4 separate regions of the Homo sapiens genome follow, and all the other regions are linked to region 4. A link is a contact called in ENCODE Hi-C or POLR2A ChIA-PET data. All regions are on one chromosome and are shown on one strand. Each heading gives the region's core, a stretch centred on a gene start or an enhancer-like site at or near the end of the contact. The rest is flanking DNA. Distances are from core to core; before and after follow the strand shown.

Region 1 (2,700 bases), core at 195-2,694, 2.7 Mb after region 4:
CTGTCTAGAATATATGAAACATTTAACTCAACATAAAATGATAATAGCCAACTTTCAAAGGTCAAAGGGGACCAGTTTATAACCTTCCCTCAACACGTGTTCAGTACAAACTTCCGGGTGCACTTACAATTGGCTGCGCAATTCAATGGATAAAAACGTTGCTTTATTTGTCTCTCATTTTCTGGCCCGTTCTTTTCCCACGTTTCTCAACCAGCGACTCCCCAAAACAAAAGCCTCCCACAGTAAACCGAGCACGCACATAAAAAGAGCTTCTCTGTGCGAGGATCAAGTTAGTGGTCCGCAAACATTAACCAAACAGAAGCACAAAGCAGGGGTGGGAAGGGGAGGAGCTGGATGCCAGGGTCAGGAAAGAAACAATCAGAAGGGTTTAGGAACATCCAAATCTCCTCAGCGGTTAAACCGACCCCAAACCACTTCTGGGAAACCACCGGTATCCACTGCTTTGGGGAACTCTGGATGCTCGTTATGCCAAACGCTCTCAAAGTAAGCAAATCCCCAACTGCCGTTCCCCTCCATGGGTAATTCTTAGGGTCTGGGAGGTGAGCTCGCCCGCCGAGGCAGAACTAAGCGAGTCGCCTGGAGAGGCGTGAAGGGAGCCTGCACGTGTCCCCCGCGGCTTCCCCACCGCCCCAAGAGCGGGGCATGTACGAGACCGCGCTGTGGGGTTCAGATTTAGGAAGGACGACCGCGTCGCCTGCCTCCCTCCCTCGCCCAGAGCCGGGAGCAATGCTGGGGCACGAAAGAGGACTTGGGAAGGATCCGGTCCTTACTTTCCCCGCGGGTCCCGGACCCGCAGCCCCCGGGTTGTGAGGCGGAAGCCAAAGGGGCGAACCCAGCGGAGCCGGCGTGCACAGACCCTGCCCCGCGGTCCAAGAGGGGTGCCTCCGGCCCGGGACAGCGGGGCTCCCGGAGCCCGAAAGCCCCACGAGCGGCGACAGCGGGGCCCGGCGCTGACGAACAGAGGAAGCGAGTACAACGGAGCCGCCGTCGGGAACATGCCCCCGAGGGCCCCGGAGCGCGCGGCCGCGAGGAGCGGCAAGCGGCGAGGGAGGCCCCAAGCCGGGGCGAGGTGGCTGTCCCCCCAGCCTGGCCCCGCACGGCCCCCCGAGGGTGGGAGTGGGAGGCTGTCCGGGAGGGGGAGTGTGGAAGGAGAAAAGGGCCAAGGGAAGGACTTACTTTCCCCGCGGGACCCGGCGCCAGCACAGCTCCTCCCGGGAGGTGTGAGTTTGAAGGACCAGAGGCGACTGGAGCGGAGGCGGCGGTGGCGGCGGCAGCAGCGGCGTCCTGCTCTGCCTACCTCCCCGCCGCCATCTTGACGCCCCTCCCCCAGCCCCCCCGCCCCGCCGGGAGGGGCGGGGGAGGGGCAACGGATGAGGCGCCGCGCGCACGCAGCGCCCTCACGTGACTTCCTCCCTCCTCCCCCACCCGCCTCTCTGCGCCCCTCTCCGCCCCGCCTCCCTCCTAGGTGAAGGAAGATGATTTCCCCCCCATCTTGACCACCCCCCAGTCTTCGCCGCCAAAAACGGACTCCGCCGGCTATCCTCGGCCCGGTACCAGTTGTTGGATCCAAGAGAATTCCGGAACCCAAACGGTCCATTACCGCGGCTCTGGGGTGGGCGAGGGGTGAGGGGGCCGGGTTTCCGCGAAGGGGGAGGGGGAAGGCGAAGGCCACCTAGGAGAGTCACGTGACTACTGTTTCCGCCGGCGCTCACGGAGAGCTCGCGGTAATTCCGTTTCCCCGCCCTTTTTTCCCCGCGGCCTGTCGGGAAGAAGGTCCGCGTGCCAGGGCTATCGGGAGGTCGGCCGGAGGGCCGCGCGCATGCGCCCCGCGCCTGCTTTCAAACTCCGGTTAGGAAGGGCCTGGAGCTATTTTCAGAACCTGTTAGGGTGGGGAGCTACGGCCCAGGAAGTTACCTAGCAGCGTTTCTGTCACTTGGAAGATCTCTTCATTACCTAGTTAGTCCTAGAAACAAAATGTTTACATATTCATTGCTTGTTAGGCTCGCTCAAAGCACTTTATTGGCAGTGAAACCGCAAGTAACCCGGAGCCCTCGGCGCGACCACGGCTAGAATCAGAGCCTAAGGCGTGTGAGCTCAGCCATCCCACGTCTGTCTTCACGCTCATACGCAAGCCCGACACACCGGGGCTCCCACTTAATGAATACTGAAGAGTAGGGCTGTCCCTACCGCTTCTCACTTCCTTGTTTTCATCTTTTCGTTATTATTAAGCGACCTAACACAATAAACATATTACCTTGTTGGTAACCCTTTTGTAAAGTCATTCTGAAAGTGCTGTTTGACTCCGTTGCTTGGGTAATAAGCACGCCTGGGTGATTCTTGCCCCCTACTGGCTGCGCATCCTACAAGCCTAGTGCTGAAAGCAAACCAAGTAGCTGGAACAGTTGGAGGTTACAGTGTGAACTCTTCCAGAGACAAAGTATTCGGGGAAAGAAAGGAAAAAGTAGGCACAGAAAGAATAGGAAACTTCAGTGTTTGTACACATAGATATGTATTATATATCTATGTATACATTTATAAATATTTTTAAAGTGCTAACTAATCGCTTTACTAATTACATTATTTCATTTAATCCTCTCACACACATAGAAAAAAAACCTATAAAGACAAAAATAAAAAATATTTTAGGCCGGGCGCAGTGGCTCACGCCTGTAATCCCAG
Region 2 (2,700 bases), core at 1-2,500, 2.5 Mb after region 4:
AGCTCTCCAGGGAGATGAACCTGCAACCCCATCTATTATTTCCCCTGCTAAGGTAATCCGGATCCGGATGCAGATCCAGATGGAAAACCACTAGAAATTCAAAGATGCTTCTCCATTTGGGGTGGAGGTGCTGGGGGGAGGGCAGGGAAGTAAGAGGGAAAAATCCTTAAACACCCACAAATACAATGCAAAAAAAAATTTTTTTAACTTGATACAGAATGAATATAAGAGCAGAGCTTTTATATTTCCCAGCAACAAGATATGACGCTTTTGGTGTCCCTACCCCCTAGCAAAAAAAGGGAGCTGGGGAAAAGGAACGATTGATGGTTATGAAACATGAAAGTTAACTGGGCGCTCCGCCTTGACGGGAGGCTTGGGGGAGAGGAAGAGATTTCAGATGGGGATGAGGCCAGATCCCGACATTCTGAGCTCACAGTCAGCCCGCAATGGCTGGTGGCGGCTATCGGGTCAAAGTGGGAAGGAGAGGGAGAATCTATGCAGTCGCCTAAGCTACGGAAAGCAGGGAGGACGGAGAAAAGCCACCGCTCCTGCAACTACAACCGCGATTCCAAAAGGAAACCGGGGCACCTTGGCAAAAAATGGGGGGAAAAATTAAAAAAACCCCACAAACCCCCCGCCCCTCAGGAAGAGCGATCTGCGATTGGGCCGCGCGAGTGTCACTCAAGGGCGCCGAGTCTAGAAAAGGCGCACCGCGGCCGGGCAGAGCTCCCACACGCCGAAGGGCTCCGAGGGGGTCAGGCCAATCGGCAGCCGTCACCCCACACCCCAGCCCATCACCACACTCAAGGGGCCGCTAAGACAGTGTCTCCTAAGTCTCGTCTCCTGTCCCCAGCGGCCTACAGCTCCCTGCAGGCTGGTGGCCGCTTACCTGGCCGCCGCTCCCGCTGCCGATGTCAGGGTCATGCAAGCGGCCTCTCGCGACCGTTACCCGAGGGAGCGCGCGCGCGCCCGGCGTCTCTCCAGTGATTGGCTGCCCGGAAGGAGGCGGAGACAGCCTCGCATGGCGCGCGCGTCCACCTCGCCGTTCCCCCTCGCGCAGCTCCAACCAAAGAGAGACATCCAACCCCGGGGGAGTGACAAGGGGGCGGGATTGCTGTGAAACTCTCTTCTCTGATTGGCTCTCTGGGAGCCAGCCGCTGCCACGAGGGAAAGAAGCTTCAGTTTCTCGCATGCGCAGTGAGTAAACATGAGCCTCTGGTAGATAAGAGAAACCGCGATCGGAGTACGGCGCGTGCGCAGATCAGGGATCGCGATTGCGAATCCTCCGCTGAGGTGATTTGGATATCCCTAGAACGTTGAGGGCACGAGTCGGGTCCTGAGACCAGGTAAGCATCTGCGGAGAAGCCAGGTAACCCTACGGCTGCCGACGACTGTCAAAGGCTCCGGAGAGAGGACTGCGAGCCGGGACGCCTGGGTTTTTCCCGACTTGCGACCCCGAGTGGCGCAGCCAGTTTACCTGAGGCCGCGCTGGCGGTGGGGTGGGGCCGGCCGTGACACCCGAGCTCAGTTTTCTCGGGACCTGGTTTACGCTAGGTGCTGTGGGTCGGCCCTGGGGCTGTTCAGGCACTCAGGGCAGGGGAGAGGAGAGACTACCGTCCTGGAGATAACGGTTCCACGGAGGCCCAAGGCGAAACGGAAGGATCCTCATGTACAAAACTGAGCGGAATGGAGCTGTGAGCACGCATCAGGTGCTGTTTCAGGCCTGGCACGTAGTAGAGGTCAGCACTGCCCTTGCTAGGCTTTTGCGGAGATACTCGTTTTTTTTTTAATAGACGTGGGGTGGGGGGGTCTCACTGTGTTGCCCAAGCTGATCTCGAACTCCTGGCCTCAAGCGATCCTCCTTCCTCGGCCTCCCAAAGTGCTGGGATCACAGGCGCAAGCCACCCAGCCCTACTTTTGAAGGACCAAAGGGAACTCGCTCTCCTCCCCGTGGGACCCCAGCCCATTTCATGCGCACTGTGCAGGCCACATTCTTCAGCATAGTTAACCTTTAAGGTCTTTCCAGCTACTCGATTTACCTCCAGGAGTTCTGGCTCACAGTAAAGGGACTTCCCTGGCACTATCACTTAGGCCTCCACAACCCAGGAAATGGATCTGCCCTTGGAATAACAGATCTGCCAGGAGGCGTTACATCTCATTGGAGCTTCCTAAGTATACCTACCAATTTTTTTTTACTTTTTTTATTTTTGTGGGGGAGGGGGGTAGGGGGGACAAGGTCTCTCTCTGTCACCCAGGCTGGAGGGCAGTGGCGCGATCTCGGCTCACTTTAACCTCTGCCTCCCGGGTTCAAGTGATTCTTCTGCTTCAGCCTCCCGAGTAGCCGGGAATACCGGTGCCCGCCACCACATCCGGCTAATTTTTTGTATTTTTAGTAGAGACGGGGTTTTGCCATATTGGCCAGGCTGGTCTCGAATTCCTGACCTCAGGTCATCCTCCTGCCTCGGCCACCCAAAGTGCTGGGATTACAGGCATGAGCCACCACGCCTGGCAATTTTCAAAGGGTAAATTTGATGTTATCCTATCTTTCATGATTTTTTAAATTATATTACATAATTCCAAAAGATATTTTATGTTTAAACCAGGACTTACTTCATTGAAGATGGTTTTATCTTTCAGTGTGAACCTGCTGGGAAGTCAGGCTATATTTTTGGCATCACAGTGATCTCCTTAGTACCTGAT
Region 3 (2,700 bases), core at 103-2,602, 2.3 Mb after region 4:
AAAATTAGCTGGGCGTGGTGGCGCCTGCCGATAATCCCAGCTATTCGGGAGGCTGAGGCAGGAAAACTGCTTGAATCCGGGAGGCAGAGGTTGCAGTGAGCGGAGATCGCGCCACTGCACTCCAGCCTGGGTGAAACTCTATCTCAAAAAGTAAATAAACAAATAAATAAACTGATAGGTACAACACACTCATCTTGCAAACTGCTGCAAACGGAGAGGGGGTGAGGGTGGGGTGGGGTGCTGCATGTGCCAGGCCTGCCTGGTGGGTGGCTGGGGAGCCGACCTGCCCTGGGCCTCCTGGGGAAAAAGGGCAGTTAGGCGGGTAATGAACATTGATCTGGGGAAATGGATCCTTTCCTAGATAGCAGGGCCTCTCACTATCACTGGGCAATCAAGACGACTGTAAAACGTTAAACACCTTCTCGGGCCGGGCAGCTCTGCACGAGAAAACCCCAAATCCCACATACTTCCACCACTCCCAGAAGCCCTGTGGTGGTTAACTGGGGAACTCTGTAGGGTTCAAACGCCATATTTGCCCCTTACTGGATGTGTGACCTGCGGCGGGTCCCTGTGCCTCTCTGGGTCTCAGTTTCCTCATCTGTAAGACGGTGATATAATAGTACCTAGCTCAAAGGTTTAATGCTGGTAGATTCCTGAGCAAAGGTCCGGGGAGAGAAGAGGCTCGGTCTGCAAGAGTTGTCATTTGTTGGCTGCGGTGAGACCACGCCCCGTCGCCCTCCCACACCTGACCCCGCCCTCCCGCGTCCATTGGGAACGCCACCGGAAGTAATGCGAGACGGAGCGTTTTGGTGGAGACACTCACTGGGGCAATCTGAGGTAATCCAACAGACTGTGGCGGAGGGACCGGAAGCGCCAGGCAGGGACCCGGGGTAGATGCTAAATCCAAACTGAAACGTACAGGGCTGGATGATTGAAGCACCAGCGGGAACTAGTCGGACCTCCGAGCTCTTTAAACTGTCCTCAGCTCGGCTGGTTCTCCACGAGCTCCGGGCAGACGGCGGGGGGTGGGTCGGCGTTTAAGTCAAAGGCCTTGGGGCTCCGAGTCCCTTCCTCTCCCCGTCCTGTGAAGGCACGACCCAGTTCAGCTGTCTGTAAAGTGGAGCCATTAGTCCCTGCCTCGTAGTGGGAAAACTGGGAGGCGGAACGAGGAGGCCGCCGGTCCCAACCCGGCCCAGGAGCATCTTTCTCCGCAGACCGTTTCCTGGCGAGGTGCGTCTTCGTCCTTTTCCGCCCTTGGGAACTTAGAGCGGCCCCTTGGCCGCTGGTTCCGCGCCTCCCGCGGTTGGGGGCGTGCCCGAAGTCTCTCTACGGAAGCTGGTAGGGCTGTGGGTGCTTCACTATGGCGACGGTGGGGGCTCCGCGGCACTTCTGCCGCTGCGCCTGCTTCTGCACCGATAACTTGTACGTGGCGCGCTATGGGCTGCACGTGCGCTTCCGAGGCGAGCAGCAGCTGCGCCGGGACTACGGCCCGGTGAGTGGCCGCTGTCGTCCCTACGGAGCAGTGGGCAGAGAGGGGTAGTGGAGGAGGGAAGTTCGTCCCCAGGGTCGTTTGCTTTGCGCACGCCGCGCACCGTATCTTCAAATACAAGAATGACGGCCTCTCTCTGCCTCGGTTTTCTCACCGTAAAGGGGTAATAGTATCTCCCTGTGAGATTGTGAGGAAGGAATGAACAAGCATGTAGGGTGCTTAGGACAGGGCCGGGCTCAGCTTGCCGCCTCACAGCAACACCAGCCCGGAGCCCTGTCCTGAGCTTGACAGGGTTCCGCAGTTCATTCTCTCCATGATCCTTTGAGGTCGGGGCTCCTCTCCCCATTTTAAGCAGGGGAAACTGAGGCTTAGAGAGTGAAGGGATTTCCTCAGGTCATACAGTCATGCTCAGTGTTCTTTCTGCTCCCAGATCCTGCGCAGCCGAGGCTGTGTTAGCGCCAAGGACTTCCAGCAGCTGTTAGCAGAGGTACCAGTCCCCTGCCCCTGCACAGCTCCTCCTCGTTAGATTTGTGTCCGCAGCTTGAGGACACAGCTTGAGCCTAGCCTCAGTCCCTGATCCCTGAAGGGTCACTTAGGCCCTCACTTTCCTCCTTCCTGCCCCCCACTCATCCCTCCACACCTGAGTCTTGGCACCAGGAGAGAGAAGGGGAAATGCTAAGTTGCTAAGTTGCCTAGTCATGCCGTTCTTAACAGCTCTGTGAGATAAGCACAAGCACCACTCTCATTTTGGATTGAGAAGCTGAGGCTTAAAGAGGGATCCCTTGCCCAAGCTTTTACAGCAGGAGCAGATGTGATCCCAGCCACAGCTTCCAGGCCCCTGGGCTCCTCACACCTTACCATATACCCCGCAGGCTGCTGCCAGGGCTGCTGCCCCACTCCCTCCTCCTCCTTCCCCTGGAGTCAGTGGTGGGAAGCTTCCCAGGAGAGTCCTCAGCAACCTCTGGAACACAGGACTTGGCCATGACTGTCTCCTGTCCCTGTGTGGGCCCAGATGGTTGAGGTACATCTAGGGGTTCTCATCCCAGCTAGGCTCAGGTTGGGGCAGCCTGAAACAGGATGGGTCCCCTTCTAGAAGTCCCTTTCAGCTAACAGTCTGGAACTTGCAGTTGACCCAGATAGATTCAGGAGTGTAGGCTAGACTTGGCTTCCAGCCTGGGCCCTGTCTGGCGTTCTGGGCTTCAGTTTCTTCA
Region 4 (2,700 bases), core at 91-2,590:
AAAGTCTATGATTCTCATGCGGGACCCCAGGTGTGTTTTTTGTTCATGTAGCACAAAGCTCATTGCCTAAGTAGTAGGTAGGATTGGTAGATAAAATACAAGAAGTCCAGTTGTTTAAATTTTAATAAACAATGCATTTTTTTTTTTAGTATAAGTGGGTCCCATTTGCTTATCTGAAATTCAAATATAACTGGGCTTCTCCTATTTTATCTGCCAAATCTGACAACCCTGGTAGCAGGGACTTGATACATTTTTTTCCTTTTAGGGAGAATTTCTAAATCGACCAGTATTTATGGAAAATGCATAAGCGTTTTTTTGTTTTTTTTGTTTTTGCCTTGACTCTGCCCTACACTTGCGGTGCGACCCTTTGGCAAAATTCAGTCCCTTTCTATGCCTCAGTTTCCCCATCGGAAAAATGGGAGTTTGAACAGCGACCGAAGCGCAGGGATCGCCAGTGTGGGAGAGCGCCAGGTGAACTGTGAAGGAGCAGGGAGGGAGTTCGGGCCGTGCCCGTGCGGGACAACCCCGGTATCCACTCTGGGCACCGCCGGCGGCGACTCCCGCCAGCGCCTAGGGTGCCTCGGTCCCGCCCCTACGCAGCGGAGGCCGGCCAGAGGCCGTCGCCATGGAGACGCGAGCAGCCTGGCACCCACTCGCTCTCAAAGCCACGCGTTTCCGCTGCGTTGGAGCCTTCTCATTGGACGGCCGTCTGGACGCTACCACCCGCCCCGAGCCCGCTAAGGGGAGGGGGCGGGGCCTTATTCTCATGGGATTCGTTCCCTGGAGACCTGTGTCCGCGGCCTCTCTGGGAAAGCATGGGTCCTCTCCCTCACGCGGGGAAAAGGACTGCGTCTCTTAGGTCTGGAGAGTGTCCATTGCTTCTCCTACTAGAATTTATGCTCATGCTGCTCCCTGAGAAAAGAAGAGGGGGCGGGAAAGTCGGCCACGCCCCCTCCAGAGCCTATTTGGTCTCAGGAGCTAGAGCACCGGAAGTGCTGGCGACATGTCAGTGCGCCCTACCCTAAACCTTCCCCCCCCAGGCCACCTTTCCCATTCAGCTGTGGGATTCCGGGGCCGCCTGGGCGCTGCACCCGCCACTTCCGCATCGAACCGCCGCTTCAACCGAACTCACTCCCTCTGCGCGCGCTCCATCTGGTGCCCGACTGCTGGGCCGGCGCCTGGGAGAAGCCACGCCCTTTCCCGCGCCTGACAGCCAATGAGCGGGCGCCTCCCGGCGGGGTGGTGGGTAATTAATGAGGGCCGGGCGCTGATTGGCTGCAGCGTCGTGGCCGGGGGCAGGGCGGCGGGGTAGGTTGTTCCTGAGGTGGGAGGCGGTACCCGTGGCTGAGAAGAAGGAGGCCTGAGAGCGACATGTCCCCGGCGGCTCAGGCGGAGCGGCCCGTGGCGCTGTTTTTCTGAGTCCGGGGTGGCCTGGCAGCCGGCCGAGGACGAGGGTCGGCGGGGGCTGCCCCCGTGGTGGTGGCCGCCATGCTGGGAGCCTGGGCGGTTGAGGGAACCGCTGTGGCGCTCCTGCGACTGCTGCTGCTGCTGCTGCCGCCGGCGATCCGGGGACCCGGGCTCGGCGTGGCCGGCGTGGCCGGCGCGGCGGGGGCCGGGCTGCCCGAGAGCGTCATTTGGGCGGTCAACGCGGGTGGAGAGGCGCATGTGGACGTGCACGGGATCCACTTCCGCAAGGACCCTTTGGAAGGCCGGGTGGGCCGAGGTGAGAGTCCCCCTGCCGAGCCGCGGGATCCAGGGCCTGCTGTGCTGGGCGCAGCCGGCCGGGGGCTGCGGGCCCCGAGCCCCTTTCGACCCTGGGGCCGCGTCTCTGGAGCGAAGTTTCTCTCTGCAGCTTCTTCGGGGGCCCGCTCTGAGCTCAGGGCCTGGCACTGGCTCCAAGGTACCTAGAGTCATACAGGCAGAGAGTTGGCCAGAAGTTAGTTATATTTGGATTTCTCATCCTGCATTTTCTCAACCCCTCACTCCCATCCAAGCTGGGAGAGAAATGACGAAGGCGGCCTTTTGCTACCTCCAGGCCTCGCGGGTTGTAGGTCATGGGTGCCCCTGCTTCTCCTGTCGAGACAGTTCTTGGGAGATTCTCGTCGACCCAGGAATCGGCCGCTTTCCTTGCCCCTTCTGCAGGAGCGGGGCTTGATTCTTAGCCAGAATAGGAAGGAATCTTCGAAGAGAATGGGCCAGGAAAGTTTGATTGTAGCCTCCTCCCCCGCCCTCTTTTCGAGCGAAGAATATGTGTGCTTAAAAGTAGAATCGGCAGGCCGCCCCCAGAGGGTGGTTCTATCGAAGCCATCCTGCACGTGAGGCTGGTGGCTGTGTGTGAACTGGGTCAACCAGTGTAAGAATCCGAATGGTCTATCAGAGAATGCTTACAACCTCCCCTAGGTGATCCTGAGAGTTCTAATTCCAGCTTAGGGGGAAAATGATTGTGACTTAACTTGCTGGGCAACAGTGGTTTTTAACGGAGCTGCTCCCTTCCCAAAGTTAGTGTGTGTCAGAATTGCCAGGGCAGCTGGTTAAAAATGCAGATTCCTAGTCCCCACTCGAAATTGATTATAGTAGATTGAGCTTTTTTGCTGGGATCCAGGTTTCTGCACCAGGGGCTTGTGATGTAGGTTGCCCCGAGACCACCGTTTTGGAAGATCAGCTTTATAATCTTTGTTTCTTCTGTTGGAGGGATTGGAA

Evidence for each region. Hi-C counts contacts between places; a loop is a spot of excess contacts on that map. ChIA-PET counts read pairs that join two places held with the same protein, here RNA polymerase II (POLR2A). Pooled maps may share reads with other maps.
Region 1: a map of naive thymus-derived CD4-positive, alpha-beta T cell shows a loop between it and region 4 (9-fold over the local background). The contact joins the promoter of SBNO1-AS1 here to the promoter of MLEC in region 4. A Hi-C loop is called at or near these places in 1 of 168 maps with a recorded cell type or tissue (naive thymus-derived CD4-positive, alpha-beta T cell), 1 of 37 single-sample maps with no recorded cell type and 7 of 50 pooled maps.
Region 2: a loop to region 4 is called in a pooled map, with 11 times the contacts of the local background. The contact joins the promoter of MTRFR here to the promoter of MLEC in region 4. A Hi-C loop is called at or near these places in 2 of 37 single-sample maps with no recorded cell type and 6 of 50 pooled maps. POLR2A ChIA-PET finds 5 or more read pairs at or near these places in 1 of 52 experiments (OCI-LY7).
Region 3: a map of CD8-positive, alpha-beta T cell shows a loop between it and region 4 (8-fold over the local background). The contact joins the promoter of OGFOD2 here to the promoter of MLEC in region 4. A Hi-C loop is called at or near these places in 1 of 168 maps with a recorded cell type or tissue (CD8-positive, alpha-beta T cell) and 10 of 50 pooled maps. POLR2A ChIA-PET finds 5 or more read pairs at or near these places in 1 of 52 experiments (activated T-cell).

Annotation. Positions count from the first base shown.
Region 1 is chr12:123,363,504-123,366,203 of GRCh38, forward strand. SBNO1-AS1 (SBNO1 antisense RNA 1) reads left to right here and starts at 1,445. Exons shown (of 2, transcript NR_157806.1): 1 at 1,445-1,612; 2 at 2,022-2,301. SBNO1 (strawberry notch homolog 1) reads right to left here and starts at 1,344. Exons shown (of 32, transcript NM_001167856.3): 1 at 1,198-1,344. It overlaps MIR8072 (microRNA 8072), which reads right to left and starts at 1,340; the gene lies at 1,261-1,340. RefSeq lists enhancers at 10-728, 385-434, 1,895-2,104 and silencers at 915-1,024, 1,065-1,144, 1,255-1,494, 1,625-1,724.
Region 2 is chr12:123,232,186-123,234,885 of GRCh38, forward strand. It overlaps MTRFR (mitochondrial translation release factor in rescue), which reads left to right and starts at 1,251. Exons shown (of 3, transcript NM_152269.5): 1 at 1,251-1,346. It overlaps MPHOSPH9 (M-phase phosphoprotein 9), which reads right to left and starts at 956. Exons shown (of 24, transcript NM_022782.4): 1 at 890-956. RefSeq lists an enhancer at 729-968.
Region 3 is chr12:122,973,892-122,976,591 of GRCh38, forward strand. OGFOD2 (2-oxoglutarate and iron dependent oxygenase domain containing 2) reads left to right here and starts at 1,353. Exons shown (of 7, transcript NM_001304833.2): 1 at 1,353-1,492; 2 at 1,920-1,976. The coding sequence starts at 1,361. It also overlaps a transcript of ABCB9 not described here. RefSeq lists an enhancer at 798-1,257.
Region 4 is chr12:120,685,809-120,688,508 of GRCh38, forward strand. MLEC (malectin) reads left to right here and starts at 1,341. Exons shown (of 5, transcript NM_014730.4): 1 at 1,341-1,723. The coding sequence starts at 1,489. LOC105370029 (a long non-coding RNA gene) reads right to left here and starts at 1,341. Exons shown (of 3, transcript XR_945449.3): 1 at 1,046-1,341. RefSeq lists silencers at 460-559, 1,400-1,699 and enhancers at 720-829, 920-1,049, 1,144-1,645.